Regions from separate parts of the Homo sapiens genome. Here regions 2 and 3 are each linked to region 1. The links are chromatin loops, found by intact Hi-C in ENCODE. Cell type or tissue: endothelial cell of umbilical vein. All regions are shown on one strand.

The links. A loop is a pair of places that touch in the nucleus more often than their neighbours do. Peaks named below come from ENCODE experiments on the same cell type or tissue, not always from the same donor. Only the 100,000 strongest peaks of a DNase experiment are listed, where the experiment ranks them.
Region 2: it touches region 1 in a loop (9-fold over the local background); 1 of 110 quality-filtered maps calls a loop at or near these places.
Region 3: it touches region 1 in a loop (16-fold over the local background); 1 of 110 quality-filtered maps calls a loop at or near these places.

The regions. Positions count from the first base shown.
Region 1 is chr14:38,287,822-38,292,821 of GRCh38, forward strand. It overlaps LOC112268136 (a long non-coding RNA gene), which reads left to right. Exons shown (of 5, transcript NR_169588.1): 3 at 4,386-4,550. Among named protein-coding and RNA genes, the nearest start is that of CLEC14A, 34 kb to the left of the region's middle. In endothelial cell of umbilical vein, no CTCF peak of the experiment used is centred here; DNase peaks (open chromatin) are centred at 1,670, 2,040, 3,010 and 3,790; H3K27ac peaks cover 3,622 bases.
Region 2 is chr14:38,597,727-38,602,726 of GRCh38, forward strand. No RefSeq gene overlaps it. Among named protein-coding and RNA genes, the nearest start is that of LINC00639, 320 kb to the right of the region's middle. In endothelial cell of umbilical vein, a CTCF peak has its summit at 3,064; a DNase peak (open chromatin) is centred at 3,055.
Region 3 is chr14:38,989,873-38,994,872 of GRCh38, forward strand. No RefSeq gene overlaps it. Among named protein-coding and RNA genes, the nearest start is that of LINC00639, 75 kb to the left of the region's middle. In endothelial cell of umbilical vein, no CTCF peak of the experiment used is centred here; a DNase peak (open chromatin) is centred at 2,729; H3K27ac peaks cover 2,187 bases.

The DNA of each region.
Region 1 (5,000 bases):
CACAATGAAATACTATTCAACCATTAAAAAGAATGAAATCCTGTCATTTGTGCCCACATGGATAGAACTGAAGGACATTGTGTTAAATGAAATAAGCCAGGAACACAAAGTTAAACACCACATGTTATCACTCATATGTGGAAGCTAAAAAAGTTGATGTCATAGAAGTAAAAAGCAGAACAGAGGGTACTAGAGGCTGGGCAGGGTAGGGGGAAGGGAGGGCTAGGGAGAGATTTGTTAAAGAATGCAAAATTACAGCTAGATAGGAGGAATAAAGTATAGTGTTCTCTACCACTGTAGGATGATTTTAATTAGCAATAATATATAGTTTCAAATAGCAGATGGAGGATATTGAATGTTCCCAACACAAAGAAATGATAAGTGTTTGAGATTATGGATGTGCTAATAACCTGGATCTGAGCACTATACATTATACGCATTAAAATGTCACTATGTACCCATGAATATGTACAATTATCATTTGTCAAATTAAAAAATAAATTAGTCAATAACCACACAATGGAGGCTCTTATGGTAAACATTACCCATTTTTAAGTATTTTTCTAATAATTATATTCGAAAGTATTTAAAAAAGTATAAACACAAGTTACATCCTGTATCCTGGAATATCTGGTTAAATATACATTAAAACTCCTTTAATTTGCACTTTGTCTTGCTTTTGCAAAATGGGAGGCAGTGTAACATGCCCTTGTGAAAAAAGGAAGTAAATATTTGATGTGAAAAGAAAACAATTTTTAACCTAATAATAAAGAATAATAAATATTTTTAGATATAATTTTGGTAGGGTCATGTATATTCAAAGTATAAATATGTAAATCACATAAACTATTACTAATAGCATACTCTTTCCTAGAGTCACTGAATTGATCAAACCAAATAATTTCTGAAAGCATCACTGATCTGGTTTGATAAGGTAACATGGGGTGGGTAAGTAGGGCAATGGGAAATGTTATTTGGTATTAAAATTTCAAATAACTGAAAATCTGGATGATATATGAGAACCACATCTTTTCCCTTTAAATTTGTTTTCTATTTCATCAGGTTGTACAGGCACAGACTTAAAGTCAAAAACTGTAACTAGGCTTGTTACTAAACCGGTACTCCCCAACTTGCTCTCCAGTTACATCTTTGTATTTCCATATTGACTTCTACATCTTTAAGTAACATGTTTACATTTTAACCTCTTGATTTTCCAATTTTAGACTTAGAAAAATGAAGACTAACTCCTTTTCAGTTACCACCTACTACATACATGCACCACCTCCCTGACTCTTGTGTCCCAGTAGAGTTCTACTTTTGATTTTAGAATCATTTCAGATTTTCAGAAAACTTGCAAGGATGGTACAGAGAAGTCATATGTACCTTGCACCCAGTTTTCCACATGTTAAACCTCCCCTTAGCTCATTAGGTATACTGGTGTTCTGTTCTTTCCTTCTCAGAGAGGCCTCTTAAAGCCTCATAATCTGCTCCAATATAGATGGATTAATCTCAGAGCCTACTAGAGCTCTGTAGTCTTGGAACCTTCATTCATATTTGTGTTCTCTTGCTTCCTGGACACACACACATACACACACTCTCTCTCTTTCCCTCTTTGTTTACTCCCTCATTTTCATGGAGCACATCCTCTAGAAAGACCTTGCATGTCTTAAAATGACTTTATTTTACTCTCATATTTAGTTGATATTTGTTTGGGTATGAAATTTCAGGAAAAAAACCCCACAAATGTCCTTAGTATTTTGAGGCATTATTCAATTGATTCTAACCTTCATTTGTTGTCCTCGTGATATCCAAGCCATTCTTAATTCTTCTTACAAAACCTACTTTTTCTTCCTTGATACTTTTAGAATCTTGTGTCCAACTTTATCTTCCAACTATTTATTGAGTCTTTTAAAAATTCTTACCTTATTTTTAATTTCTAATGCCTCTATTCTTTGAATGCTATAGGAAGTTTGTCAGCAAACTTTAGAAAATTAAAAGCAATGAACTAAACAGTTTATTGAAAGCTCTGTGTGTGCAAGCATGTGGCTTATTGTCTAAGGGCTTTTCTGTAGAGTGGCCTGTATGATAGAAACTCCACTGTCAGTAATTTTTGCTCTTTTCTCTTGACTAGTTAGACTAGTTAGAGTCCTCAGTGAATGTGCTTCTAATCTCCTACCTGGGAGACAAAAGCCTGGCTGCTCACCCACTATGTTACTGTATAGTCTTTCAGTACAGAGAGAGTGTATTTTATATTCTGGAGATGTTAAAACTCCCAGGGCAAGGAAGAAACTGTTGTCTAGCTGCACAAGAAAGTAGAGAGAATCTGAAAACCAAACTCTTTTTTAAAAAGACTTTCGGCTGTAATTTAATTTTTAGCCTGTATCTCTCCCGCTCCCATCTGCAGGGGTTACTGGTATCATTAATGTGGATCCTTTTTGAGTTCTTTGGTATAAAATTAAGTTGCTTTTCAGATGCTCACTGCTAATTTAGTATTTAGCTTTCTAGTCCATCTGCTTTCCAGTTTCCAAAAATTTATCATGATTGTGTTCTCTCCTATTATCTTTGTCCTTGCTATGCTATCTAAAAAAATCCTTTTATTGTTGTCTTACTGGGGTTTAAATGAGGAATGGAAGCTAATGCATATGTTCAACCTACCATTTTAACAAATGTAACCCTGTTATTATTAATCCAATTACAGCCGATATGTTAGATAGGGAAAAAATTCATATCTTCATAGCCATTTCCTCTCATTTGAAGGGAGATCAGGGCAAAAATTAGAATATATGCATAATATTTAATAATTTTAGGTTTGTCTAAGACCCCAAACCGGATAATTCTAAGTCCATAAATCTTTCCTAACTGTTTAAATTCCAATTTATTTCAGCGTCATGAGTCATTAAAGCAGAGAGTTCGTGAGAGAGGAAAGCAGTTGGCTCATGTTCCAAAACAACTCTGAGTGTTTACTGGACTTCAGGAAGCTTATCTTGGTACACTCAGATCAAAGCTATTCACACAATGACTGAATAAACACATTGGCTAATGATGATGGCAAAGATTCTGATACGATACTAAGGAAAATACAAATACTAGGACAAGAAAACTTTGAAAAGCATTAAGAATTTAATTGGGAAGTAAACCTTTTCACTTCATGGGAACGAGTGTGCTAAGTCATCAATCTAAGCATGTGCTGGTGTGAATTGCATAACTGCAACTCTTATTAGACAATTATTATTTGAATACTTATTCTGGTATATTCTCCTAGGCTATCATATCACTTTTAAATAATACATTTAAAATTATTGCAGTAAATATGTATTTATGACACAAGATTGTAATTGTCATTGGCATTAAGTTAGTCAGTGTCTAGATTGTTTCTTTAGATTCTTTATATCAAAACAACGTGTTAACAATGGGATGAAAGAAAGTAGCTTCCAGTTTCTGAATTGGAGATTTTTCTTTGCAGGATTTTTAATGCTATTGTTCTTTTTTAAAAAGTGGAAGTATGTCTCATCTTAGAATAATTATGCTGTGCTCTAGATGTTTGTCCTTGGGAAAACTGAACTTACAGGTAGGGATTAAAATAGAAGCAACTTCCTAGAAGGGCAATTTTTAAAGTGCTTCCAAAGAGTTAATATCCTCTAATTTTTTATTTCAAGACCTTTTTTCTTGCCTCAGATGAGAACCTTTCTAAATGCATTCTACAAAAGATTTTATACTTTTTGGTATAGGAATCTAACATCAGAAAACTCCCAAATGAAGCTGTACTTCCCTTCACCATTTTTGAAGTGCAAATCTGCACTTTGATATTTTTCTGCCGATGAGAAACAAAAAAGTGGGGGTGGGCACATTAAAGATAGCTTTTATGTCAAATGTTAGGTGGAAGGTCTCTTGGAAATCATGAGTCAGATAACTGATTCAGGGGGAGAAATCAGGACTCTCTGTGCCCTTGCAGATCACACTGATGTTAGTAACTTTGAGTCCATTATCTTGGAATCTGCTCTGATACCTTCTGCAAATGGCCACTGAAGTATTTTGATAAATGGGATTTTTCTTGTCTATTTTTAAGTGGTGGTGAAGAGAAATGTTAAATTGCCATAGAGACTGACTATGGGGTGGAGCCCCAGATATAATGCATGTAGCTGCCAAATTTGGAGGTATCTTTTATTAAAGGAAATTATTTGAAGAAACATTCAGATGATTCTAGCCATACTGAGTCACCCTAATCACTGAATCTTCCTAGCTGAGGCCTCAGACATTGTAGAAGAGAGACAAGGATTTCTGAAAAAAAAAAAAAAAATCATCACTGTTTAAGCCACTAAAATTGAAGTAATTTGTTGCACAGCAGTAGCAACTGGAGTAACTGCTTATATTATTTTTCCTTCTAGTAGCTCTGTCACTGTCTTCCCCAAACAAGGCTGAAGCTGTGCTGCATATTCTTACCTAGCCTAGGAAGTCATAAAACATCACTCTGCTTCATTCTGTTGGATACTGATGAGTCAAAACTTGCCATTTTCAAAGGAAAAGAATGCAGACACCTCTTAAAAGAGCAGGTGAGATGGGAAATGCATTGTGGCTATCTTTGGAAAATACAATCTGTCACCTGAATCATTAACTAGATCATGGCACATCCAAATGTTGGAATATAAGAAACTGAGGAAACCTGCTTAAAAAGTACTTAATGATAAGGGTTGTTTCTGTTGCAATTTTAAGTAACATGGGATATAAATATAACGGTGTTTTAAAGGTGGAATTAAATGGAATAAGAGAAGATAAGGATCCAGTACTATTCCTCAGTAAATATGAATATTCACAAAAATCATAAGTGAATAAATGTCTGCAATAGTATAATATGTCAAATAAGCATGAGAATAAAATATGAAAGCTGAATAGATTAGTACTAATTAAAAACATTTAAATAATATTTAAAGATTTTGCCAAAACCTAAAATATAATAAATGAAAAGATATGCTTAACCAAGCCAGTTAAAAAAATTATTTCTA
Region 2 (5,000 bases), 310 kb after region 1:
TGGACTGAGACAATGGGGTTTTCAAAACATACAATTATGTCATCCACAAAGAGAGACAATTTGACTTCCTCTTTTCCTAATTGAATACACTTTATTTCTTTCTCTTGCCTGATTGTCCTGGCCAGAACTTCCAATACTATGTTGAATAGGAGTGGTGAGAAAGGGCATCCTTTTCATGTGCCAGTTTCCAAAGGGAACGTTTCTATCTTTTGCCCACTCGGTATGATATTGGCTGTGGGATTGTCATAAATAGCTCTTATTATTTTGAGATACATTCTATTGACACTTAGTTTATTGAGAGTTTTTAGCATGAAGGGGTGTTGAATTTTGTCAAAGGCCTTTTCTGCATCTATTGAGATAATCATGTGGTTTTTGTCATTGGTTCTGTTTATGTGATGGATTACGTTTATTGATTTGTGTATGTTGAAGCAGCCTTGCATCCCAGGGATGAAGCAGACTCAATCGTGGTGGATAAGCGTTTTGATGTGCTGCTGGATTTGGTTTGCCAGTATTTTATTGAGGATTTTTGCATTGATGTTCATCAAGGATACTGGCCTGGAATTTTCTTTTTTTGTTGTGTCTCTGCCACGTCTTGGTATGAAGATGATGCTGGCCTCATAAAATTAGTTAGAGAGGAGTCCCCTTTTTTATTGTTTGGAATCATTTCCAAAGGAATAGTACCAGCTCCTTTGCACATCTTGTAGAATTTGGCTATGACTCTGTCTAGTCCTGAGCTTTTTTTGGTTGGTAGGCTATTAATTACTGCCTCAATTTCAGAACTTGTTATTGGTCTATTCAGGGATTTGACTTCTTCCTGGTTTAGTCTTGAAAGGGTGTATGTTTCCAGGAATTTATCCATTTCTTCTAGATTTTCTAGTTTATTTGTGTAGAGGTGTTTATACTATTCTCTGATGGTAGTTTGTATTTCTGTGGGATCAGTGGTGATATCCCCTTTATCGTGCTTTATTGTGTCTTTTTTATTCTTCTCTCTTTTCTTCTTTATTAGTCTTGCTAGCAGTCTATTTTGTTAATCTTTTCAAAAAACCAACTCCTAAATTCATTCATTTTTTGGGTTTTTCATGTCTCTATCTCCTTCAATTCTGCTCTGGTCTTAGTTATTTCTTGTCTTCTGCTAGCTTTTGAATTGGTTTGCTCTTGCTTTTCTAGTTCTTTTAATTGTGATGTTAGGGGGTCGATTTTAGATCTTTCTCACTTTCTCCTGTGGGCATTTAGTGCTATAAATTTCCCGCTAAACCCACCTTTAGCTTTGTCCCAGAGATTCTGGTACATTGTGTCTTTGTTCTCATTGGTTTCAAAGAACTTATTTATTTCTCCCTTACTTTTGTTATTTACCCAGTAGTCATTCAGGAGCAGGTTGTTCAGTTTCTGTGTACTTGTGGTTTTGAGTGAGTTTCTTAATCCTAATTTGATTGCACTGTGATCTGAGAAACTGTTATAATTTCCATTTTCTTGCATTTGCTGAGGAGTGTTTTACTTCCAATTATGTGGTCAATTTTAGAAAAAGTGCTATGTGGTGCTGAGAAGCATGTGTATTCTGTTGATTTGGGGTTGAGAGTTCTGTAGATGTCTATTAGGTCCGCTTGGTCCAGAGCTGAGTTCAAATCCTGAATATCTTTGTTAATTTTCTGTCTCATTGATCTAATATTGACAGTGGGGTGTTAAAATCTCCCACTATTACTGTGTGGGAGTCTAAGTCTCTCTGCAGGTCTCTAAGAACTTGCTTTATGAATCTGGGTGCTCCTGTATTGGGTGCATATATATTGGATAGTTAGCTCTTCTTGTTGCATTGATCCCTTCACCATTATGTAATGTCCCTCTTTGTCTTTTTTTATCTTTGTTGGTTTAAAGTCTGTTATATCAGAGACTAGGATTGCAACCCTTTTTTTTTTCCATTTGCTTGGAAAATAAATCTTCCTCCATCCCTTTATTTTGAGCCTATGTGTGTCTTTGCACGTGAGATGGGTCTCCTGAATATAGCACACAAATGGGTTTTGACTCTTTATCCAATTTGCCAGTCTGTGTCTTTTAATTGGTGGCATTTAGCCCATTTACATTTAAGGTTAATATTGTTATGTGTGAATTTGATCCTGTCATTATGATGCTAGCTGGTTATTTTGCCTGTTAGTTGATGCAGTTTCTTCATAGTGTCAATGGTCTTTACAATTTGGTTTGTTTTTGCAGTGGCTGATACTAGTTTTTTTTCTTTCCATATTTAGTGATTCCTTCAGAAGCTCTTGTTAGGCAGGCCTGGTGGTGACCAAATCTCTCGCATTTGTTTGTCTGTAAAGGATTTTATTTCTCCTTTGCTTATGAAGCTTAGTTTGGCTGGATATGAAATTCTGGGTTGAAATTCTTTTCTTTAAGAATGTTGAATATTTTTCCCCTCTCTCTTCTGGCTTGTAGGGTTTCTGCAGAGAAATCTGCTGTTAGTCTGATGGGCTTCCCTTTGTGGGTAACCTAACCTTTCTCTCTGGCTGCCCTTAACATTTTTTTCTTCATTTCAACCTTGGTGAATCTGACGATTATGTGACTTGGGGTTGCTCTTCTCAAGAAATATTTTTGTGGTGTTCTCTGTATTTCCTGAATTTGCATGCTGGCCTGTCTTCCTAGGTTGGGGAAGTTCTCCTGGATAATATCCTGAAGAGTGTTTTCCAACTTGGTTCCATTCTCCCCATCACTTTCAGGTACACCAGTCAAACATAGATTTGGTCTTTTCACATAGTCCCATATTTCTTGGAGGCTTTGTTTGTTCCTTTTCACTGTTTTTTCTCTAATTTAGTCTTCACACTTTATTTCATTAAGTTGATCTTCAATCTCTGATATCCTTTTTTCCACTTGATTGATTCAGCTATTGATACTTCTGTATGCTTCACAAAGTTCTCGTGCTGTGTTTTTCAGCTCCATCAGGTCATTTATGTTCTTCTCTAAACTGTTTATTCTAGTTAGCAATTTGTCTAACCTTCTTTCAAGGTTGTTAGCTTCCTTGCCTTGGGTTAGAACATGCTCCTTTAGCTCCTCCTTTAGGAGGATTTTGTTATTACCTACCCTTCTGAAGCCTACTTCTGTCAATTCATCTATCTCATTTTTCCATCCAGTTTTGCTCCCTTGCTGGTGAGGAGTTGTGATCCTTTGGATCACAAAGGCATTCTGGTTTTTGGAATTTTCAGCCTTTTTGTGCTAGTTCTTCCTCATCTTCACGGATTCATCTACCTTTGGTCTTTGATGTTGATGAGTTTCAGATGAGGTTTCTGTGTGGACATCTTTTTTGTTGATGTTGATGCTATTCTTTTCTGGTTTTTAGTTTTCCTTCTAACAACCAGGCCCCTCTTCTGCAGGTCTGCTGCTGTTTGCTGGAGGTCCACTCCAGACCCTGTTTGCCTGGGTATCACCAGTGGAGGCTGCAGAACAGCAATGATTGCTGCCTGTTCCTTCCTCTGGAAGCTTCGTCCCTGAGGTGCACCTGCCAGGTGCCAGCTGGAGCTCTCCTGTATGCAGTGTCTGTCAACCCCCGCTGGGAGGTATCTCCCAGTCAGTAGGCATGGGGGTCAGGGCACCACTTGAGGAGGCAGTCTGTCCTTTAGCAGAGCTTGAGTGCTGTGCTGGGAGATCCACTGCTCTCTTCAGAGCTGGCAGGCAGGAACATTTAAGTCTGCTGAATCTCTGCCCACAGCTGCCCCTTCCCCCAGGTCCTCTGTCCCAGGGAGATGGGAGTTTTATCCATAAGTCCCTCACTGGAACTGCTGCCTTTCTTTCAGAGATGCCCTGCTCAGAAAGGAGGAATCTAGAGAGGAAATCTGGCTACAGCGGCTGTGCCAGGCTGCAGTGGGCTCCACCCAGTTCGAACTTCCTGGCAGCTTTTTTTAAACTGTGAAGGGGAAACCACCTACTTAGGCCTCAGTAATGGCAGATGCCCCTCCCCACACTAAGCTGGAGCATCCCAGGTCGACTTCAGACTGCTGTGCTGGCAGCAAGAGTTTCAAGCCAGTGGATCTTAGCTTGCTGGGCTCCGTGAGGGTGGGATCCACTGAACTAGACCACTTGGTTCCATGGCCTCAGCCCTCTTTCCAGGGGAGTGAATGGTTCTGTCTTGCTGGCGTTCCAGGCACCACTGGGGTATGGAAAAAAAAAAAAAAAAAAAAAACTCCCGCAGCTAGCTTGATGTCTGCCCAAAGGGCTGCCTGGTTTTGTACTTGAAACCCAGGGTCCTGGTGGCGTAGGCACCTGAGGGAATCTCCTGCTCTGCGGGTTATGAAGACCATGGGAAAAGCATAGTATCTGGGCCAGAGTGCACTGTTCCTCACAGCACATACCTCATGGCTTCCCTTGGCTAGGGGAGGGAGTCCCCCAACCTCTTGTGCTTCCTGGGTGAGGGAATACCCCACCCTGCTTCGGCTCGCCCTCCGTGGGCTGCACCCACTGTCTAACCAGTCCCAATGAGATGAGCCACGTACCTCAGTTGGAAATGCAGAAATCACGCACCTTCTGCATTGACCTCACTGGGAGCTGCAGACTGTAGCTGTTCCTATTCAGCCATCTTGACAGCCATGCCCCATTATCTGAATTCTTATAGCCATGAAATTGCGTAGGGAAGCAGTCATGCCTCAAAAGTATTCATTAATGAACTTGTAAAATTAATCCTGACTCACTCAAATACCCCAACCCTATCTTAATAAATGTGTGATAAATACATAACACAACTTTATTTCAAAGTAAAATTGCAAAACTTGAAAAGATGTAAGATTTCATAGAGTAGATAAAAGTGTTGGTAACCTTTTAAGTCACCAACAAAGTTAGCTAAATGAGGATTAGCAGAGGCAGGTCAATTAAGGATGAAGGAGAAGAAAATCAACCAGAAAAAAAATGACAAGAACGGGTCTTCAAAGAAGAATCATTCAACAATCAAAGGATTTAAGATAGGCCCTTGGTAAAAGTCTTGAAATATTTTTATAAAAGTTATTATCTTTATGATTGTGTTGGAA
Region 3 (5,000 bases), 700 kb after region 1:
ACAATTTTTTTTAATGACAGCAATACAAAAGCCCACTGAAATAATTAGAGGAATAGCCATTACCAGATATCAATGAGTTAATTAGGAAACAACTGGAAGCTCAGAGCTGGAGCTCAGGAAAGAGGTAGGTTTAGAACTATAAATGCAGGTGTCATCTGCATACAAATATTTTTAAGAATTCTAGGTCAGTCCCTGTGCTCTCAGAGGGATGTCCAAGGGAAAGAATACAGTCACGGCTTCTTAGCTTCGGTTTCTGTTTCTGTTTGGGCTGGTAAAGCCCTTTCCTCTTCCCTCTTTTCTGCTTATCACTACAGACAGAAACTAAAAACCATGGCTTCAAGGCTGCTAAAAGCCTAAAACAAAGCAAAACAGGACAACAACAACAAAATATGGTGAGTTGGACAAGCTTGTTAGGGTGTGTAGGAGGAACAAGAAAGGCTCCAGAATGGGATTAAGAAGGTGGTTGGGTGCAATGACTCACACCATAATCCCAGCACTTTGGGAGGCCAAGGTGGGAGGATCCCTTGAAGCCAGTAAGTAGTTTGAGGCAAGCCTGGTTAACTAAAGGAAACTTTGTCTCTATAAAAGAAGGCAAAAGAGAAATAACTGGAGCCCAGAGGATTTTTCTTGAAGCCACATTTGCACAAAAAGAGCACTGGGTTTTGTATGTTTGTTTGCTTGTTTGTTTTTAAGACTTAAAGTTTTTTGGTAACAGGAAGCATAAAGCTCCCTCCCCAAGTCACCCCTTGGCTCTAACAATGGTGCTAAACAAAGGAAGCCCTCTGCCCTCATGGAGCTAACAGACTAGTCTAGGAAAGAAATCATTTTGCAAGAGAAGGTAAAAGGTAAGGCAAAGAAGGAAAATAAATTATGTAAGAGAATACTTCAGATGGGATGGGGGACATAATTCAGATTATAAAAATCAAGAAAGGCCATCTAAGTGATGGTGGAGCTAAAGCCTGAAGAATGAGTTGGAGGAAGCCAGAGGAGAGAGATGTGCCGACAGAATAGCATGTGCAAAGGCCCTGGGGAAGAAAAGGTCTTGCTATTCTTGAGGAGCAGGGATAAAAGGGCAGGTGGCCGGTTCAGAAAGCAAAGAGGACAGTGCACAATACTAGGTTAAATAGGTAGTAGACATTTTACAGATGAGTCCTTTCTGAGGACTCTTAACCTCAAGAAAGTTAAGTAACACACCCAAGCTTACCCAGCTGGAAACTGAAAGCCAGTCCCAGAATCTAGGTCCGTTTGACTCAAAGTCTATACTCCTATCCCCTCCAGCAGACTTCCCAAATCTTCCAGATTTTAAGACTTACTTGAGCTGCTTGTTAATATACAGTTTCCAGGCCTATCCTAAAACTCCAGAACCAAAATTCCATAAAGAGCAGCATCAGGTAGAGTCCCTCAGGAAAGAGACAGTACGTTCAAAGTGGATAATTTGAGAGGAGCTTAATAAAGGTCCTAGATTAGTCCCTAATACAGGAGGGAAGCCCAATCTCCAAAATCTTCTGTTTCTCCCACTTAAAAATGTAGAAAACATGCACTCACTGAACCAAAGATGATGCCTGTGAGTTCAGTGCCATCATTCTGTCAATTAATTTGGCTTTCACATAAGGGGCTGTTTTGCTAGAATACAGAATTACTACATTATGAAATGCTAATTGTTTTTGCTATCCTGCAAGACTTGCCTGGAATATGAGATGCGCATTAAGATATAATATAATTGTGGCTGCTCTTACCCTATTCAAATGTATTTTTCATCTCCAACAGGCTCAGGTAAGTGGCCCTTATTTTTTTAATTTCCAGCATCCTACTCTATCTCCCACCTCTTGCAGCCTAGGGACTCTTCCCTAATATTAAAACAATAGTGAGACTTCTTGTTTTAAACAAACGTATTAGAACTTCTGCATGCAAATAAGTCTTATCTTTCTAAATAATCACCTTGGAAGGCTCAATATTTAGTCCACATGGCTGCATTTTTATACCAGTGAACTCTTATTAAAATACTATATTAAGATAAACTCTGAAAGAGAAAAGAAGACTCATCAGAGAAGGATGACATATATCAGCTTGCGAGCTACGTGTAAAGGCAGGGCTACATTCTGCATTAACGGCCATGGAGAGTTTACTGGTAAGCAGAAACCTTGGTTCTTCTTTACCACCAGCTGGTAAACCCTCCTCTTAGCCTCCTTGCCAGCTGCCCCCTCTGATTCAGTCCCATTACCTGATCAGGACAGAATGAAATACATAACTGATGGAAGTGTTGCTAAAAAAAATGAGGTGGAGAGGAAGAAGGGAGGGAGGGAGGGAAGGAAGGAAGGAAAGAAGGGAGGGAGGGAGGGAGGGAGGGAATCAAGGGGAAATAAATGCCTTTTGGAGAAGTACCTGAAATTCTGGTGTCAATAAGACATTATTAAGCACTCATGTTGCAGAGTGTGAGCTGTTTATACTTGTAAATACTTGAAGCTGCTGAAGTGTTCAACCACAGTGGGTTGGTTAAATAAATAGATTACGGACTGTCCATATGAGATGCAGCAGGGGCCCCTCTTAGGGGCCTGAAGGCCCCCCAAGCATAGAAATAAAGGAAAGTCTTGAGTTCCTTCAAAGGAAATTCCAAGCGCCAAGGAAGTCCTAAAAAGTAAATAAGTAACTTGATCAGGAAGAAGATAATAGTAGCTTAAAACAATATGCAAGGAAGTTTGAATCATAGGTTGTTTGGTCCTCTAAAGGAACTGAAGATAACATCTAACATATGTCCCTGAGTTGTTTTTCAGAAACCTGGACCACCACCAAACAGATGCACTGGCACACAGACCTCAGATAAGGTGGAACAGAGGACTGAAGTCTGACCGTCGTTCTTTGTTCTAAATTTCTTTGTAAGTGGCCTGGAGGAAGTCACACCCACAAGCCAGAGCTAATACTCTTTTCTGCTGACCCCAAATTTTTAAACAAAGCTTCTCTTCCTTAGCCAATTGCAAATCAGAAAACCTCTGAATCTACCTATGGCCTGTAAGCCCCCACGTCAAGATATCCTGCCCTTTTAGGCCAAAACCAATGTGTAATCACCATGTATTGATTTATGATTTTGCCTGTAATTTCTGCTTTCCTGAAATTTATCCTTGCCTTTAAAAACCCTCCTTGCAAGCCATCAGGGAAGTTGGGACTTAAATGTGAGCTGCTGGATTCCCTTTCCTTGGTGTCCTGCAAATAAATGCCCTCCTTTCTCAAAGAACTAAAAACAGAACTACCATTTGACCCAGCAATCCCATTACTGGATATATATACTGAAAGGAAAATAAGTTGTTCTACCAAAAAAACACATGCACTTGTATGTTCATCACAGCATTATTCACAACAGTAAAAATATGGAATCAGCCTAGATGCCCATCAAGAGTGGACTGGATAAAGAAAATGTCACATATATACACCATGGAATACTACACAGCCATAAAAAGGCACAAAATCATGTCCTTTGCAGCAACATGGATGCAGCTAGAGATCATTATCCTAAGTGAACTAACACAGGAACTGAAAATCAAATACCACATGTTCTCACTTATAAGTGGGTAGACACTGAGTACACATGGACATAAAGATGGCAACAATAGACACGGGAGACTACTAGAGAGAGGAGGCAGGGAGGGGGTAAGACTTGAAAGACTACCTTTTGGATACTATGCTCACTACCTGGGTGATGGGATCATTCATATACCAAACCTCAGCGACACACAATTTACCCATGTAACAAACTTGCACATATACTCCTCCTTGAATCTAAAATAAAAGCTGAAAAATAAAAATAATCACCCTCCCTTCTCCCACTGCAAAACTCAATGTGGATGTTTGGCCTCACTGTGCTGGGTGAGCGGACCCCAGTTTGGTTTGATAACACACACATAACAATGGAACAGTTTGCCATGATTTAAAGTTATAATATAGACCTATCTTCATTGGCGTAAAAACTTAAGTGATAAAAGCAAGTTACAGAACTATATATAATGTGATCTTATTTTTAAAAGATGTATGTATATATGTGTGTGTGTGTGTGTGTGTGTGTCACTGTGTGTGTGTACACAGAGAAAGGAGAGAGAGGAAAGGGAAGATTCTCATTAAACATCAAGATGTAAATGTATATTTTTGAGAGTGAAAAAATATGGATGATTTCTTTCCTTTTGCTTATTTCTATTTTCTAATTGTTTAACAAGGAATATGACTTACTTGTATAAAAAGTGAAAAAAGGCTGCCAAAAAGAAGACCGAGCAGCTGTGTCTGAAGACTATCATCCAAGTTTACTGTTCTATGTCATATTTAAAAGCAGGCAATATTATGCCATAGATACAGTGATAAGATTCATACACAAATCTCTGAAGTCCACATCTAACACTCTTAAAATCCTCTGACTTTGCATCTCCAAAATGTATTATTAACTGAAAAAACAAAATAAAAATGCAGGAAATGTACGAAGTATGAAATCTGTTTTTTGCAATAAATGTTGACTTTTTAATGCAGCATAATTTTTAATTCATCTTTTGTACTTCTCACTAACTTATGTATTCTATCATGTTTCCCCAGGATTGCACCTCTGTAACTGGCTTAGTGGTTTAGTCTTGATTTAACATTAATTATATTCAAATATCCATAAGCATTTTTTTTTACATTTCTACTGGCCTCTTTTCAAATAGTAAAGAAAGATGACCAGGGTAAAAGTGAACAGTATCAGCACCTAACAGCCAAACTGGTGAATATTTTTTCTCCATTCTTGTTAACAGGAGGTTAACCAAGTAAGTCATATAGAAAATAAGCCACAATTGAGAGTTTGTTGCTAACAGGCATGTAGGAAGCACATATTCTTATTCATTATTCTATTTTGGATTCAATATTAACTTCTCTTGGATCACAATGCTGCCTCTTTTGTTTCTCCATTAACATGGTGCACCCAATGGGAACATCTGCCCAACACTAATGAGCTATTCACAGGAGAAACAAGAACAGGGTACCAGGAG